Regions from separate parts of the Mus musculus genome. Here region 2 is linked to region 1. Evidence: chromatin loops called from intact Hi-C (ENCODE). Cell type or tissue: gastrocnemius. All regions are shown on one strand. Links, peaks and the distances in the headings refer to the core of each region. The heading gives the core; the rest is flanking DNA.

Evidence for each region. Hi-C counts contacts between places; a loop is a spot of excess contacts. Peaks named below come from ENCODE experiments on the same cell type or tissue, not always from the same donor. Only the 100,000 strongest peaks of a DNase experiment are listed, where the experiment ranks them.
Region 2: it touches region 1 in a loop (4-fold over the local background); 13 of 42 quality-filtered maps call a loop at or near these places.

What each region holds. Positions count from the first base shown.
Region 1 is chr10:8,318,515-8,327,976 of GRCm38, reverse strand. The region is part of intron 3 of Ust (uronyl-2-sulfotransferase); the gene reads left to right. Among named protein-coding and RNA genes, the nearest start is that of 4930573G07Rik, 110 kb to the right of the region's middle. In gastrocnemius, for the core only: a CTCF peak has its summit at 4,579 (motif pointing left); DNase peaks (open chromatin) are centred at 4,313 and 4,580; H3K27ac peaks cover 794 bases.
Region 2 is chr10:8,711,801-8,721,262 of GRCm38, reverse strand. No RefSeq gene overlaps it. Among named protein-coding and RNA genes, the nearest start is that of Gm24374, 74 kb to the right of the region's middle. In gastrocnemius, for the core only: a CTCF peak has its summit at 5,376 (motif pointing right); DNase peaks (open chromatin) are centred at 3,889 and 5,383.

The DNA of each region.
Region 1 (9,462 bases), core at 1,084-9,083:
CACAGGCACACACACACAAACACATACACACACCTACACACCTGTTTTCACAGACACAAATGTGCACACACACACAAACAGCACACACATTTTATGCGTATGCTTTTTAAAATAATAAGGTAAAGAGCGACCGTGTAACTCTTGAAACACCCGACCTCCATGAGCGTGTTCATACACATGCACACATAATATGAACACCTATGCATTTGTACATACTAAATTTAAGGAATGAAAAGAAATGTATGTTTGTCATTTAAAGCTGTGAAGCTGGGTGTGGTACTATCATGTCTCTAATCCCAGCATCAGGGAGGCAGAGGCAGGTCCATCTCTATGGATTGAAGCCTGGCCTGGTCTATGTAGTGAGTTGGTAAACCCTGCCTCAAAAGGAGAGTGGGGAGAAAGAGAGAGAGAGAGAGGGGTCATGGCTCCTGTGTAATTTGTGTAATAATAACACCAGAATCCCTTTGATTCTCTTACTTTGGCTGATAATGGTCTTTTTTTTTTTCTTTTACTACCCACAAGAAAGTGACTGTAAATAAATAGTCTATGTTCTTATGATGTTGTTATGGTTATTAAATTTTACCTTCCTTTGTATGCAAGTCTCAGGGCCTGCTTATCAGATGATGCTTAAATGTTGCTGTGTGTGCATTCCATGCAGAACTCTTAGATACTTTATAAGACAGTTTCTAGATTCAGGTGCCCCTGTTGAAGGCATGCAAACAGCCCAGAAAACACAGAAGAAAGGACTGAAAAATCAGATACTGGGATGTTCAGGAAAATCCCAAGGGAAAGAACACAGAATTCTAATGTTGAATGCATTGTGGGAGTTTTGAATAGATAACCCTACTTTGTTCTCTGATTTAAATACAGGTGTAATCATGAATAAATTAATTTAAATAAAAAATGAATAAAAATATACTGGGCAGCAAATAGGTGGTTACTGGAAAGGGTTAAAGAAAACAGCACCCTTCCTCTGACGGGGAAGCTCTCATCTGTTTGGAATGGTTGGCTTGTCTAGAAGCCAGGGAATAGACGAGACAATCATGTAGGTTCTTTCTAGCGCTATGATTCTGTGATATGTTTGTACAACTTCTAGCATATTCCACGTGTTATGTGGCTCTGATTCCTGTGGTCAGTGTGGCCTAGACTATCTTTCGTTACTTACTGCAGATTCCTATTAAACTATAAGACAAGTTAAAGAAAAAAACTAAAGCAAAGGTAAGGACTTGGAAGGAAAAGCAGATGACACAAGTCTGGTATAAAAATAAAGATGAGGACCATGCTCGCAGCTTCCTTGGATCCTTCTTACCTGCCTCCTGCACACAGGAGAGTAGCCAGGAAGCAGAAGGACAAGAAGCCAGACCTGGTCCATCTCCATGACGTCCTGAGAGACTTGTCTTTGTTCCATGGGGTCCCTTTTACTAAAGTTTGAAAGTACATATGACAGCAGAGAAAGAAATATTATTTTAACTTAACGTATTCAGGAAATAATTTGTGGTATTAATAGCTGCTCTTCTTGGTAATTTATTAAAGGGGAAAATGTCGGTGTGATTTAGGAGACTGGTTAAAATTTTATAGTCAGTGGCTCTCTCCCTTAAACTGTAAAACTCTGAAAGCTGTTCCCATTGAAAGCTGTTCTCTCAACATTAATAATAACAATAACAACAACAATAATAACAACTTTGCTTCAGGTACTGTAGGAGTTAAACAGGTTTTGTGTGTGTGTGCTAGGTCAGGAATCAATTTACTATAAAATCCATGTCTTTTTCATGAGAAAACATGTTCCATGATCCAAACTACGACATATATGTGAACTTCAAAATTACGTCCATTTATAAGACTGGGTTTATCTGTGCCACTTCATTCAACCACAAGGCATTTATTTTCTCTGAGCCAGGATTAGATGAGCTCATTCATTTCCCCCTAACTAGTAGCCATCATCATGTACACATGTGCTCACACATGTGCAAACACACATCTGCACGCTCACAGTTAAGGGTTAAAACTTTATAGCCTAGGGGATTTTTAAGCAGGAGAGGGAGCATGAAGACACCAAATGTTAAGATGCCTATAAAAACGATTACATCTGCTCTCATAGAAATAGGCACACCTTTAAAAATTGTACTTTGAACAATTCCTCCTCCACAGAAGAGCTTGTAACCACTGCTAGCCAAGTGTTGGATCTTTGCGTTGCCTATAATACAAACCCAGGATGACACTGGTTCATCTTCACCCTAACTATAGATCTCGGTTAGGGGACGTGATTTATATGATCTTGCAAAGTGGAGATTCTATCGAGTGTGACTGTGTGTATGCACGTGTGTAAATTCTGTGGGATCCAAAGCACAGCCATGACATATAAAAATTCCCCGATCAACTAAGCCTGGGAAAGTCTAGGAGAAGCTGGGGTTTACATGTGTGTGTGTGTTGGGGTTTACATGTGTGTGTGTCCTGACGACTCTGAGAGTGTATATGTGTGTGTTTGCATGTTCACCTGCATACATCTGTGTTTACGCATGTGCTGATGAGCTTGTGTGTGAGTGTGTGTGTGTTAGCATACTCACGTGTGTGTCCATGTGTGTGTATGTGCTGGTTGGTGACTGTGTGTGTCTATTTGCATGTTCACATGTATGTATGTATGTATGTATGTGCTTAAATGTATGCATGTGCTGAAGGCCGTTTGTGTGTGTGTGTGTGTGTGTAGGCCAGAGCTTGTCACTGGCCATCTTCCTCCATATTCTTTACTTTATCTGCTGAAGATGGGATTCTCACTAAACTCAGAGTTTCCCAGTTCACCAGCTTGCTCTGGAAATCACGCCTTGTCTTCACCCCCTGAGGCCTAGGACTACAGACAGATTGCCAGGCCTGCCCCATTTATGAGGGATAGGGCTCTAAATTCTAGTCCTCATGCCAATACATCAAGCACATTACTATGTATGTATGTATGTATGTATGTATGTATGTATGTATGTATCATCTATCTATCCATTAGTCTCTTTCTACATACACATGCATATATACATTATTTATATTACATATACATACATATGTGCACATATATTTTAAACCCCAGCTTCTCCTAGACTTTCCCAGGCTTAGTTGATCGGGGACTTTTATGTGTGTCATGGCTGCGCTTTGGATCCCACAGAATTTACACATCATAATTTGGGAAGTGCTAGCCCAGTCTACGCCCTTTCACCCATCACATCAGAAAAGGTTATTTCCCTGTAAGCTTCACATCTGCTCTGACTCTGTCCAGTAGCCATTCAAATGACCTAAACCTTGGAAATCATTCAGAGGGTGGGGTCAATGGCAGTCTTGTGCCCGAGTGCTTCAGACTGCATTAAACTCTTAGTGCAGGGTGGCAGGGCACGGTATTATCCTACACTGTGTCAGACTGCCCTGCAGCTTGGCTCTCAGACGACATCCAAGTCTAAGTTCTGGGTATAAAGCAACAGAGCTTAAAACACAATCATAACCGTGGTTCTTCTGGAAAGTTCTTGGGGCCACAGAGATCCTTCTGGGGCGTCCTCCTGCTTGGTCCTCTGCCTCCTGTTCAATCAGCCGATCCTTCTGCCGCTAGTGGTGGGTGCTGAGCACCAGGCGCGACGTTCACTGCCCATGCAGCTGACTTCTGAACCTGACACAAATATACATAAATCAAGAAAATCTAGAATTAGACATAAAAGCAAATTGGGGTCAGATCCTGGTTAAGTTTGAATTGGTAAGCGTACGAGTTAAAGTTGTATTCAGTGGTTAGAGGACAGCCACTCAAAACAGGACTTACGCCAGGCATGAGAGCCTTCTGGAGAGCAGGTCGCCTTCTGTGCTCCCAGGCCTTACTGTAGAAACAGAGGTATGTAAGGACTTGCCTAGGCATGTGCATATCTGAGGACCCACTCCCGAGGGTGACCATATCACAGAACCCACTCACTTCATGAAGGATGGACATTAAAATAAAATAAATCCTCCAAGCAATGAAATTCTGTCACCTGAAACTCTAAAGTCTCAGACTGCTTTCTGAAGTTTTTACTTTTGCTTTGAAACAAGCCCTCCTCAGTATGTAGCCCAGGCTGGCTTTGAACTCATGACTTTCCTGCCTCAGCCTCCCAGGTACACTGGGAGGATAGCATGTATATAATCATGTCATATCAGATGCCTTTCCTGTGCTTGTGGCCTTCTGCGTGTTCTTCCAACAACTTTCTCCCAGAAACTGTTTGGAAAGGCTGACAGCATAACCCTCAAGGCTTCCTGCCATGAAGACAGACAGTGTCATTCCAGAGTTGGCTTGGAGCAGCACTGGCCAAATGCCAGTGGACGCTGTCCTTCAATCCAACTTGTCTGGGATCAAGCCAGATCAGTTCATGGAATGGGCTCTACATCATCTTGGGTCCTGAAAACAAAACCAGAGTCCTCTAATGCAAACCCAGAGGGAAGAAAAGAGGACAAAAGAGAGAGACCATATAAGCCAGGGAGAAGGGAACTCTCCTCTCCTAGGGTTTGAATTGTATCCATTAATTTTCAGTATCTAGCCCAGACACAGCCCCTTTGCCACGCTCATGTTACTGCTCCCCCTGGTGGACTTCTTCTTAACTGCAGGCACATGCTTTTTCTGGTGGGGCCTTCCCTGTACCCCCAGAAGGAGGAAGGTAGCCTGAGACCTTCATTCACCCTTCTCAACCTCTAAGGTTGAGAAAGGACCTGCAGTTCCCCCTCTGGGCAGTTTGCCTTTGCTTTGATATGTTAGTAAGCACACATCCTTCTTTTGATTTAAGATGCCCTGCAAAATTATAGGGCCTCTAATTGCTCCTGAGTGACACAAGAGTTCAGACCAAGGTAGGGCACGATATCCTTCCTGTTGACAAGCTGACAACCATTTCCTGAACATGTCAGGAGCAAAGACATCTTCAGAGGGGCAGATAAAAGTCTGTGCTCTCCCATCCTGCCATGGAGAGAGGAGGGAGCAAATTGTTAGAAAAGGCTTCCTAGCATCACCTTTGTGTAGTGAGCGTGCTTGATTCTTGCCTTTTCCTTCCTCTTTTAACCCCAGTTTAGTCCATCAACATAAATTTAACTTGTTCCCTTAGATGAATTTTAAGCCATACCTACCCTTTTCCTACGTATTTAAAATCCATTCTTGTTCATGGTAACATATACTGTTTTCCCACCCTAGAAATCTTAGAAAATATTCTTTCTATCCTTATTAGTCTCTGTCTCTTCTCTCTGTGTGCATGCACACACACACACGTGTGCATGTGTGTTCCTAGAAAAGATGAGGTCCTATACAAGCCAGCCATGCCCTCTGCCACTGAGCCACACACTAAGATCCATGCTTGTATTTCTCCACGTTTTTCATCCATCAGCTGTTCAGCACATCCTAAGAGACATAAAACATTTATTTTTCGCTAGACTCTCTCCATTCTCCAGAATGTGCCGACCAGTCCCTTGTTTCCATTTTAAAAGTTCATGGATAGATAATTGTCTGAGAAGGGTGACTTGACTGCCACTCTGGGATGAAGAGAAGGACTGGAGGGTTTGAATCCTGGCACAGTCTATCGGATCATCAAGATTTTACAAAATCTATGTACTCTGGGGCTGGAGAGAGGGCATGATGGTTGAATACACACTGCTCTTACAGAGAGCCCAAGTTGTGTTTCTGGCATCCATGTTTGACAGCTCCAGGACACCTGAGGCATCTCTCCTCTGGCACCTGCTCTGTATAACCCACGGGATGTGCATAACTCATTAATATAGCCCATGCATGTGCTCACAAATGATTTAAAACAAGATTAACCTTTAAATAAACCTGTATCCCCTTTCTGTGCCCTGAGCTCTTCATTTCAAAGAATGAGTAATAATTCTTGACTCTTGGAGTATTAAATGGTAACAGGTAACTCCTGCTATGGTATATAACACACCCCTCTCCCCACTCAGAAAAATGCCTTTGCTTGGCTCGGATATTACAAAGGGACTGCTGTGAAGAGTGTATAGACCAGTGTAGTCCAGGAAAGGTTAGATTCATTGTCTGCGTGATAGACAGTTGTGTCTTCAGTTAGTCATGGGTTTCTTGATATGAAGCAAGCATTACTAAAGGGGTATCTCCATTCCATAAACACTCCTGGGGCACAGATTCTCTGCGGACATCTGGGGGGGGGGGGCTTAAGTAAGCCCAGCCTCAGTCCTCCTGTAACTCAGTCAAAGTCAAAAAGGAGAACACAGTCTCTGTCACAGTGCATCGTCAAGAGGGGTGTCCCCAAACCTCCTGAGATGAAAAGCTGAGGAAGATCAAAGAAGCATGCCTTACTTCCAGGCAGAGTACATCAAAGGCAGCCGCATCTCCCCTCTTTCTGCAGCCATATTTGCATCTCCTCCAGGATTCCCATCACCATAGATGGGTACCACAGTGTGTAAAAGGAATTGAGAATTCTAGCTAGCTCATATAAAAGAGTCCAGGTATTTTATTTACAAGCTGTAAGCCTAGATTGGGCAGGTTTTAGAGCTATTTTGACTTACATCCCAGCTGTATGTCCCTTGTTACTTGCTGTTTCTCCTGGCCACATGCTCAACCAGCAACCCTAGGCAGGTAACTGAAAATCCGCCTATCTCCATTTACTGCCCAATCACAGGTGTTAGCCTTTTATTTACCAATTAACTTGGGGAGCAAGGTTACATAGAATCACTTGGTGTACTCACATGGGACAACCTGATCTTGGGGACAGTATTTAGCATTTGAATACATAGCAACATCAGACCAACCGCATACAACTTGTGCTTGCCGAGGACTTAGGAGAGATGGCGTCTAGACTTGTCCTGACTTTCTATCACCAGGTAGCCACCAAGCTTCTTACTTTCATCTTCCTTACATCCCTCCCTGAAGTTCTTCATCCTTCTAAATGAGATGAGTCCCCATACCCCCTTGCCTCAGCATCTGCTGTAAGTTAGGACAGAGTTTGAACAACCCAACAGCAAATGTTCTTCTAATTCATCAACACCCACTGTTGCTGCTACCACCCACACTGGCATCTTCCCAGCTGGGCTTCCTATCCAGTCCTTCTGTGATGGAGTGGTGGTTCTCAGGGCTTCAGACCTTCTAGCCAAGTGCTCTACCACTGGGCTTCCTGGCCTCAACCTCTACTCTTCATTCTCCTTCACACCTTCTACCCTTAACTCAGATAAGAGATAAATTAAAGCAAATGTTTTCTAATGTCAGATCTCTACAGAGTTAATGTCCGGTGGTTAACCTGACATGTCAGTTAACCTCACACAGTCTGCTGTGCCCCCATTACCTAACTCTAACTCTCTAGTCATCTGCTTCCTTGATGAGCCTATATAGCAGTGGTTCTCAACTTGTCACTTGTGACCCGTTTGGGGTTGTCAAACAACCCTTTCACAGGGGTAATGCATCAGATATCCTACATATCAGATATTCATTACAATTCATAATAGTAGCAAAATTACAGTTATGAAGTAGCAATGAGATAATTTTGTGGTTGAAGGTCACCACAACATGAGGAACTGTATTAAAGGGTCACAGCATTTGGAGGGTTGGGAACCACTACTTTAATGGTCGTCCTAAAATCCTTTCTGATGTTATGGTAAGATACTCTGACCAATCGAGCCCCGGGCTACCTTGCCAGCAGAGTCTTGCCCAATACCCGCAAGGGCCCACACGGGACTCCCCACGGGATCCTAAGACCTCTGGTGAGTGAAACACAGCGCCTGCCCCAATCCAATCGCACGGAACCTGAGACTGCAGTACATAGGGAAGCAGGCTACCCGGGCCTGATCTGGGGCACAAGTCCCTTCCGCTCGACTCGAGCCCCGGGCTACCTTGCCAGCAGAGTCTTGCCCAACACCCTCAAGGGCCCACACGGGACTCCCCACGGGATCCTAAGACCTCTGGTGAGTGAAACACAGCGCCTGCCCCAATCCAATCGCACGGAACCTGAGACTGCAGTACATAGGGAAGCAGGCTACCCGGGCCTGATCTGGGGCACAAGTCCCTTCCGCTCGACTCGAGCCCCAGGCTACCTTGCCAGCAGAGTCTTGTCCAACACCCGCAAGGGCCCAAACGGGACCCCCCATGGGATCCTAAGACCTCTGGTGAGTGAAACACAGCGCCTGCCCCAATCCAATCGCACGGAACCTGAGACTGCGGTACATAGGGAAGCAGGCTACCCGGGCCTGATCTGGGGCACAAGTCCCTTCCGCTCGACTCGAGCCCCGGGCTACCTTGCCAGCAGAGTCTTGCCCAACACCCGCAAGGGCCCACACGGGACTCCCCACGGGATCCTAAGACCTCTGGTGAGTGGAACACAGCGCCTGCCCCAATCCAATTGCGCGGAACCTGAGACTGCTGTACATAGGGGAGCAGGCTACCTGGGCTTGATCTGGGGCACAAACCCCTTCCGCTCCACTCGAGCCCCGGGCTACCTTGCCAGCGGAGTCGCCTGACACCTGCAAGGGCCCACACAGGATTCCACACAAGATCCTAAGACCTCTAGTGAGTGGAACACAACTTCTGCCAGGAGTCTGGTTCGAACACCAGATATCTGGGTACCTGCCCTGCAAGAAGAGAGCTTGCCTGCAGAGAATACTCTGCCCACTGAAACTAAGGAGAGTGCTACCCTCCAGGTCTGCTTATAGAGGCTAACAGAGTCACCTGAAGAACAAGCTCTTAACAGTGACAACTAAAACAGCTAGCTTCAGAGATTACCAGATGGCGAAAGGCAAACGTAAGAATCCTACTAACAGAAATCAAGACCACTCACCATCATCAGAACGCAGCACTCCCACCCCACCTAGTCCTGGGCACCCCAACACAACCGAAAATCTGGACCCAGATTTAAAAACATTTCTCATGATGATGATAGAGGACATCAAGAAGGACTTTCATAAGTCACTTAAAGAATTACAGGAGAGCACTGCTAAAGAGTTACAGGCCCTTAAAGAAAAGCAGGAAAACACAGCCAAACAGGTAGAAATCATTAAAGAAAAACAGGAAAACACATCCAAACAGGTGATGGAAATGAACAAAACCATACTAGAACTAAAAGGGGAAGTAGACACAATAAAGAAAACCCAAAGCGAGGCAACGCTGGAGATAGAAACCCTAGGAAAGAGATCTGGAACCATAGATGCGAGCATCAGCAACAGAATACAAGAAATGGAAGAGAGAATCTCAGGTGCAGAAGATTCCATAGAGAACATCGACACCACAGTCAAAGAAAATACAAAATGCAAAAGGATCCTAACTCAAAACATCCAGGTAATCCAGGACACAATGAGAAGACCAAACCTACGGATAATAGGAATTGATGAGAATGAAGATTTTCAACTTAAAGGGCCAGCTAATATCTTCAACAAAATAATAGAAGAAAACTTCCCAAACATAAAAAAAGAGATGCCCATGATCATACAAGAAGCCTACAGAACTCCAAATAGACTGGACCAGAAAAGAAA
Region 2 (9,462 bases), core at 800-8,799, 390 kb before region 1:
ACCAGGGTTGGTATAATAATCCTGATTTAGCTTAGTGTGGTTTGGATTTTGTGGTGCCAGGGCTCGAACCCTGGCAGTTGTATATGCCAGGAAAAGTGTTCTGCCACTGAGCTATGGGCCTGTCCCCGCTTAGGGGGGCAGCAATAACATTTCTTGAGCATATAATGCATGCGTTTGAAACAAGACAAAACACCTCTCCCATCCTGACAGCGACTTCATTTCTCCTCCCCACGGACAGCTATTACAGCGGTGCTGGCCTAGCTTTTCAGACATATTTACAGACATAATGCTGTGTGCATTCCACAGAGAAGAGGACTCTATTCTTCATTCGTTTTTAAATGAATATATTTTAGAAAACTAACATTAACATCATTCCATTAGATTAATTAACCTAATCTCTACAAGCTTGAAAACTTTTAGTTTTCAGGTTTTTTTTAAAGATGATGTATGTGAGTACACTGTCTTCAGACACAACAGAAGACAGAATCAGATTCCATTACAGATGGTTGTGAGCCATTATGTGGTTGCTGGGAATTGAACTTGGGACCTCTGGAAGAACAGACAGCGATCGTAACCTCTGAGCCATCTCTCCAACCCTTAACGTTTATTTTTTTTTTTTAAGCTGTAGGAATTTCCTAAACACCTCTATCACTTAGCAAGCGGGTCAGATGGTTTACAGCTACACATGTTTTAAATCATGATCAAGTATTCTAAAGTTACTTATTAATTTTATTAAAGTATACCTATACCTTACTGTGGTAGGTTGGTTTTTATGTGTTGGTTTTTTTTTTTTTTTTAGTTTGTTTTGTTTTTTTCAGTAACAAATTTATTATGAACTTGACATCACATACAATGTTCTAATGAGGACATCACTTTAAAAATGTCCTCATTTTAAAGGCTGAAATATCACATAGACGTATGCTTTCTAAAACTTCACAAGTCTTTCAAAGGTCTTCCTGTTGCAGGATATAGTATAAAAAAAAAAACTCGGCACCATCCCATGCTATACCGGCTACTCACTGCCCTGGTGGGCTCACCGCCTCTGCCTCTAGGCTAGCCCCAGCAGTGACTGATTGAGGTCTTCCCAGCTCTGGTTCACTTATCTCAGAGCCACTAGTTCCTTCTCAGCCATAACCCAGTAAAAGCAAACCGCTAGACTAAGCCTATAAGCAATCAGTCAGATTTATATATCAGTAAGTTCTCAATTCACAAGATGCCCACACAATAATTTCAGAGCCAATTGATAATTGATATAAATTGCCAACCTAGATAAGACAAATTGTCCTGTAATTATCCATCTCTTATAAAATAATCATAGGTGCCTGTGGCTATTTAAAGCCAGGGAAAGTCTGGATAGCCCTGTTCCTCTATCTTCCTTCTTTTAGTCTCTGTCTCTATCTCTGAAACTCTTAGCTCCACCTCCCTTTCCCCTATCCAATCACAGGCTTCTTGTATTAATATTTAAATTGACTGGACTGGGGAATTCTGCTATATCTTCCCTCTGTATCTTCAAGCCTCCCAAGATACAAGCGCTCCAAAGACCCTGAACCTCAGTTCTTCCACTGAATGATACGGTCGGTCCTCCTCAGGACAGGCTCCAGCATCATCTCCGTCTACAACTCAGGACAGTCTGGGCGCACCAAGTGCAGGAAGGATGAGGCAGCCCCAGCCTCGTCTGGGGAAGCATTTGTTTGCCTGTGCTAGCTGAATAGCTCTACAGGGTGTCGAGCCTGAAGCAAAGGATCTCGTTGTCCTATCAGTGACGAGTTACCTTGTGCCAACTTTCCGCAGAGTAAACTGGGGGATACTTGTCAAAATGAACTGCATGTTGATGGCCAGGCCATGGCTCACGTGGTCCTGCAAACCTCTGGGTCTTCCTCAGTAGGCGTAGCACGTCAACTTCCAGCAGCAGAGAGCCAAAGTTTAATTTCCTTTCTTCTGAATATTGTCTGACATCCATACCAATTTCTGAAATTTTCTGTTATCATTATACAGCTATGTTGTAATGTTTAATATTGGTCAAATGTAAAGAAACTAAACTCACATTAGTTGTCTCATGCAGCCTTGATCCTAGAAAATGTTCCACTCTTATTTATTCCTCTGCAGCCCCAGGTATTTTCACAGCCCGTTGAATGAAGCAGATGTGTGTGCGTGTCAGGTCAGCTTCCCAACCAAATTGATCTGGAAGCTGATTCCCTCAGCAACGCCACCAGAGGCACAATTCTTTGGAAAGAGTCCCAGACTAAAGACTGACTGCCATAAGCTACATTGCGTTCTACCAAAACGTGCCCTTTCTTGTCCATGCGCTGGGGCTGCTATTGATTTTGCCCAGGAAGAAAGGCTCATCAGCAGGCATCTCATGCCCCATAGTCCTCCCATCTAGATGATCCTCACCCCTGCTCGGCACAGCCAAACATCTTAAACAGGTCTCTTCTTCCTTAGGGACTGTGTATGGCCCTGCCTGTTCACAGCTCCCTGACAGATGCCAATGGCAACAGCATTCTGACTGCTGAATCCATCAGTGGACTCAGCTTTCTGCAGCACTATTCTGCTCTCCTTGGTACTAGACAGTGTTCCCTGTTCACTACCAGTTCATCCCCATTCTAACCTTCCCCCTCATCTACCTGTTTCACTTTCTGAATATTCTAGTCTTAGATTTTCACCTCATGGTGGTGATGGCTTCTTCTTCTTCTTCTTCTTCTTCTTCTTCTTCTTCTTCTTCTTCTTCTTCTTCTTCTTCTTCTTCTTCTTCTTCTCTTCTTCTTCTCCTTCTCCCCCTCCTCCTCTTCCTCTCCTCCTCCTCCTCTTCCTCTCCTCCTCCTCCTCTTCCTCTCCTACTACTCCTCCTCCTCCTCCTCCTCCTCCTCCTCCTCCTCCTCCTCCTCCTCCTCCTCCTCTTCTTCTTCTTCTTCTTCTTCTTCTTCTTCTTCTTCTTCTTCTTCTTCTTCTTCTCTTCTTCTTCTTCTCCTCCTCCTCCTCCTCCTTCTTTTCCTTTTCCTCTCCCTCTTCTTCTGTTTCTTCTTTTGTTATTATTATTATTATTGACTTTATTTTATATCCCTTGGGGGCCAGAGGTACTAGATCCCTCTGGAACTGAAATTCAAGGTGATTGTGAGCCAATTGTAGTGATTGCTAGGAACCAAACTAGAGGTCCTGTGAAAAAGCAGTTAAATTCTCTTAATCACTGAGCCATCCAGCCCCCACGGGGGGCGGGGGGAGGCCTTCTTGTTACTGGAGTTTTTAGGATACAAGCCTGTATCCTAGTGGCTCTGAGAAGCTAAGCTCAATATATCAATTGCAGAAACATGCAATAGTGGAGAATGGAGAAAGGAGATCTATTCAATGTGGCTGCATTGAGAAGAGGAACAAAGAGGCTCAGTGAACCCCAAGTCCATCTTAGAAGTCCTGACCTGGTGTTAAAGTTTAAATGGAGCCACGTCCTGGCCCGTTGCAATATGGTAAGCTGTTAGAAGTGGAATGTCATCTGAAGAGAGCAGAGATGGTTCCTCGGGCTGTACAACTGGTCTTGCCTTTCCTTCCAGCTTGAGACTCTCAGGGAAGCTCCAGTGCCTTAGAGCCATTGTGCCAATAATCTTATGGCACAAGAGTGTCCCTAGACTCTTCATTCCTGCTCCACCACCAGGGATCTCCCCTCTGTAGTTTGCTTATTACCTCAGCTTAGAGACATCCCAGACAACCATCACTTGTCAAACCTACCTAACTATCCGCAGAGGCACCCTCCAGACCCAAGTCCTTTCTCAAGGCTCTGAAATCTAACTTACAGAATTAACAAGCAATCCCAGGCAGGAGCTCAATGCCGTAACCGCTGATCACAGCCAATCACAGCCAATAAGCTGCAGTTCATCACAGGTGGCGGGCTTAACCTGAAGAAGGCAGTGGCAGGCTGCCAAACTCACACTCAGGACCTGACTTCAGCCTTGTGCCCCAAATCACTGCCTGGTTAAGTTGCAGGATGGGGCTCTTGGAAAGGGCTCTGGTTCGAGCTGCCAGACTTGTTTCATTAAACTAGTACATTTAAATTATCCAAGGCTTTTCATGCTATGACACTGGCCCAGCCTTGTCTCCTACCACATCAGCTTTATTCTTGGTGCAGGTGCTGGGGTTTAGGATCTGGGCAGTGGAATATAGAAGAAAAATCAGAGGCTGTATTCTGCAGAGAAGAAACATGGGTCTCTCTCTCTCTCTCTCTCTCTCTCTCTCTCTCTCTCTCTCTCTCTCTCAATTTGATTTGTGTTTTTTATTTTACAGTGAATGTTTTACCTGCATGTTATGTGTACCACATGAGTGCTTGGTATACAGAGTTCAAAAGAAGGTGTTGCGTCCCCTGGAACTAGACTTACCGATGGTTGTGAACCACCATGTGGGTGCTGGGAATAGAACCTGCGTCCAATAACAAGTGATCTTAATAGCTGAGCCATCTCTCCATCCCTGGTTGTCTCCTTTGTGGTACTACAGTAAAACTGAAAGGCCACTGCTCAATATGTCCTTGGTCCAAGTTTGTGACAGAACTTGTTATCCAGTGGGTGGGAAGCAGCAAGGAGGGAGTGGAAACAGCTGTTAATTAGAGGAGAATACATTTTGTCTTTCAGTGAACTCTGGGTAGCTGATTGTTACTACCCGAGTCTCACCAGAGTGGAGAGCAGGGACTTTGTTTCTTTTTGTCCTGTCTTCCCAGCGCACAGTTCCCGGTCCTGACACCATTCTGGTGTTTTACTGAGAAAAACACAAACATTAAGTAAAACCTCCATGGACCTTTCTTCTTGGTCTTTAAACCGGGCAAGCAGGATCTTGGACCTTTGCAGGTTTTTCTCTGCCTGGAATGTTCTTTCCCCAGAAAGTCTCCATGGCTCACACCAGCTCTCTTCCCCCAAGTCCTGATCTGACATCTTTAACCTCACCCCTACACTGATATCTTTAACCTCACCTGAACTTTAACCTACTCTGAACTCGTACCCGCCCCGCTCTACCTTCCCAACCCTCACCTTGTAGGTACCCTGTAGAGTACTTCTTGCTGTTTTTTTTTTTAATCTGTCTCCCCTGCTGCAACTTAAAATCCAGGAACGCATAGGTTTGCTCTCTAATACACCAGAAACTTCACTGCTTGACACACAGTGTTTGTTCAAGGTACTAGCTCCTGAATCCTGAGTGACAGATGGCATTGACAGGAGCAACTGGGGTCATACACGATGATGAGGGGGGAGAATATACAAAAGAGCAGCTGCTAACATCCCATCAAAGGTCTAACTAGTGTGTGTGCATCCGTGGCTTTTCTTGGAAGAAATCATAGCAAATTAGAGATCTCAAGGCAGCTTTCGGCAAGCAAGCACGTGGCTAAGGAGCGGTGAATGCAGCATGCGGCCACCAGAGGGCGCCGGTCAGATAGACCTTAGGGAGGACAGGAGGCCGCAGGTAGGGATAGCCAGGGATATATGGGCTGGCAATGCAGGATAGGGGCCTGAGGTCACCAGTGACATCAGCACCAAAAATGAACATCGGCAGCAGAAAACAAAATCAGAGGTGTCTGTCTCAGAGTTTCCTGCATCCAAAACATCATTAAAACACTCTAGGAGTCTGTGATCCACTAAAAACCCTGTTGTTTTTTTTTTTAAAGACTTTTTACAAAATCGTGTGCATGTGCGTTTGTGTTCTGGTTTTAAACTTAGGTAGTCTGGTGTGGCAGAGAGCCCTTCTTACCCTCTGAGCCATCTTGCTACTCCAGGTTTCATTTTTTGTTAGAATAGTATTTTATAGCTCATGCCCAGAATAGCCCGACATTATAATGGGAGCAGTGGCCATCGTTCCATCCCGTGTTCACGGAGCACCTAGATACCTGAGAACATTCAGCCTTCACAATGTGCTTGCGGTCCATGTCACAGGCTGAGGGGACTGCCATCAGAGGCTTTGGGTGGAAAAAATGTCACATAACTTGGGCCTTATGACCTTGTTTTGTTCTGATGCCGATTGGTGATTTGCCCTGTGCTTAAATGGGAATTCAACAGTTGGTTTTTGACTGGTCAATAAAGAGCCTGTGGCCAATGGCTGGGCAGGGGAATAGAGGTGGGACTTTTAGGATTCCCAAGAAAGAAATGCAGAGACAGGGAGAAGAAAGGGGTTCCCCCTTTAGGAGGGGAAGGAGACAGACCTGCATCGGGAAAAGATGCTTGAGGGAGGGAATCGGGGATGTGTAAGAATCAAGGAGAGCAGCCCCAGGGGCCAAGCCCTCATTGGGCCCGGGTAGCAGAGATGAAATATAGATCTAGCAAGTATTAACTCAGGAATGTCAGAGGGGAGTGTGTTAGCCACGTGGAGGTTCAAGAGTGGGCCAGCCATTGAGCTAGCTGAACCATACTAAAATATAAAGGTTGCACGTGTGTGTCTTTCCTTCATGAGTCCAGAGCTCTTGGGCGGGTGCAGGGACAGGAGAATAGAGCGGACTTTAAGTATTTACTGCCACAGATGCCCTTTGTCTTAACTGCTGCTACACACTTCCCCTGTTCTCCAAGCTGCATATTAAAACTACGTGGTGTCAGTCAGGCTCCTGGGGATCAATCAGAAAGTGAGAGATGCACATTTAGAGATGTAGTGCTGAAAGATGGCTTGAGTACCCACACGAACTAGTTAGAAATAGGAAAGCTACAGGGCATGCCACCAGCATGAGCAGGCTGGGACTCTCGGAAGCCAAAGGAAGCTACGGTCCACACACAATTTCTTCATCAAATAGGATGCCTCCATTCAGTCTGAAGACATATCAAAACCAAGCCAGATCCTCCCAGGCTGTCTCCCGTGCCTAAGGCGGATGGTAAGAACGCCAACTACACCTACCAAGTCCTGTAAATCAACACTGGGGTTGGTGTTCGACAGGATTCAAATCAAGGTATCAAACTTGCTCCCTCACCAACTCAATCACAACTGGGAACCTCTGGGTTCATCGGGTGGGACATCCGAGAGACCCAAAGGGACAACTGAGTCTGAACCAGCCTCTTGCATTGTTTTTTTCGAACTCTCCAGGTGATTCTAACACATAATGAGGGGTAAGGAGTACGTCTCCTGGACCTTCGGAGTGCTCACCTTGTTTGGACTGTATCAAGATCACCTAGAGCAGGCCTGCTTTGGCTGTGTGTTCTCTGACCCCAGATAGGTCACTCTATCACCCAGCACCTTCTATCTGATCAAGGAAAGAATGTAGGTGATAGCCCACCCCTGGCCCACCAGCTTGATGCCCACAGCCACCCCCAGCTCTCTTGTGTTTGCCTTCAATCCCTCAGAGTGGCTATTACAAAGTAGTCATAGTACTGAAGACCATACTGACCCCTTTCCTCAAAACAGCAGTGAGCCCAGGACCCAATTCAGGCCAATGAGACAAGATATTTCTCTCACTAATGGAAAAAGATCTGTGCACCTCACAGGCAGCTGGAGAGGATGGGAGCATACATGTGGCTTTCCCTGTGAGCTGGGGCTGAGGAAGACACAACCCCACCTGCTGAGGAGGTGGTGCCCAGGGTCTCCTCTGCTTCCTTCTGTGAGTGAATGTGAATACCTGCTCTCTTTAGCACTGATCAAGACAGGGAAGTTGACGATGATTCTGCCTTGGCGTTGGTGGGGTCCTGGTAAGATCTTGGAGATGGACTGACCTGGACTCCCTCTGACTGTAGCACCTGCAGATATAGAAACATCTCTATTGTGCTCTGGCCTCCTGCAGGAAATTAAAGTCCTAAAGCTCGTGGTCAAAGCTCCACACCAATCATGTGTGCTTTGTCTCCTCAGTGGCTCTGGAATATCCCACAGTGGATTCCTATGTGCATCCTGGCTTGGATTTCTTACCTCACTCAGATCTCTCTCTCCAGCCCTCTTTCTCTGCCCACCTGTGATGGCCGCTCCTGGTTGTCAGCTTGACTCCATCTGGAAGGAACAACAATCCAGAAATGGAAGGCACACCTATGAGAGATTATTTTTGCCTGGTTTAAAGTGGGTGAATCTACTTCTAGGCTGGGACTTTGAGGTGGGAAGACATAAACCTTTGATCTGGATCTCGAGGTGAGAAGACACACATTTAATCTGGTCCACACCTTCTGCTGGAAGCCAGTATAAGGATGAGCAAGAAGGAAGAAGTCCACCAGCCAGCCAGCCTTGTGGACTGAGCAACTACTGGATTCTTGGACTTTCTGTTCACAACAGCCATTGTTGGGTTGGCTGGGCTGTAGCCCATAAGTTATTTCAATAACTGTTCTCAACCTTCCTAATGCTGCAACCCTTTTAATAGTTCCTTGTGTGCTAGTGACCCCACCATAGAATTATTGCATTGTTACTTTGTAACTGTCATTTTGCTACTGTTGCGAATCATAATGTAAATATTTGATATGCAGGATGTCCCGCATGTGAATCCTGTGAAAGGGTCATTTGGCCTGAAGGGGTTGAAATGTGACCCACAGGTTGAAAACCACTGGCATTGATGTGTGTGTGTGTGTGTGTGTGTGTGTGTGTGTGTGTGTGTTGAGAGAGAGAGAGAGAGAGAGAGAGAGAGAGAGAGAGAGAGAGAGAGAGAGATTCATCCTATAAGACCTGTTACTCTAGAGAACACTGGATAATACAGATTTTGGTACTAGAAGTGGTTTTAGAAGGAGAGAAAGGTGATTCTTTTAAGTGTCTGGAATAGGCTTTTTTTCATTTTGCCAACACTTATGGCTACAAAGCCCCTCCAGACATTTCCTCTCCCGGCAGCTTGGAGACTACTGAAAATCCATGGTGTGAACTATATTACAAACTTGATTGTCCGATTAACCAATTGTGAGTGGCAAGTTGGTGACTCTGTATATGAAACTTTTGACAGTTTGGGGGAAAATACTGATGCTGGCTGGTTATCCTTAGTATCTCTGAATAGATTGATAAAGGATAAAGGTTAGTTATCCTTAGTATCTCTGAATAGATTGATAAAGGATAAAGGTTAGTTATCCTTAGTATCTCTGAATAGATTGATAAAGGATAAAGGTTAGTTATCCTTAGTATCTCTGAATAGATTGATAAAGGATAAAGGTTAGTTATCCTTAGTGTCTCTGAATAGATTGATAAAGGATAAAGGTTAGTTATCCTTAGTGTCTCTGGATAGATTGATAAAGGGTAGGGTTGAACTCCACGATAAAGTTAAGCAACTTCTAGCATCTCAGAATACCTTGAAGGACAACCAAAGAACTTAGTGATAAAATTGACTGACTCCAGGTGCACATCAACACTAGAAAGCTTTCTAAGTGGGCCCTGGAACAGAATCTTCTCCCCAGCAGCCACAGGGCTTAAGTTGCAGAAAATCAAACTGAAGTCCTCATTATAAGGTTGACTGAATTACATCAAAAATTACATCGAGAAATGTTTCCGCCTCGGAGGTTGTCAGCAGTTAAAAGAAGGGCATAATTGGTAAAGAATGGGATCCTACAACTTGGGCTGGGGATG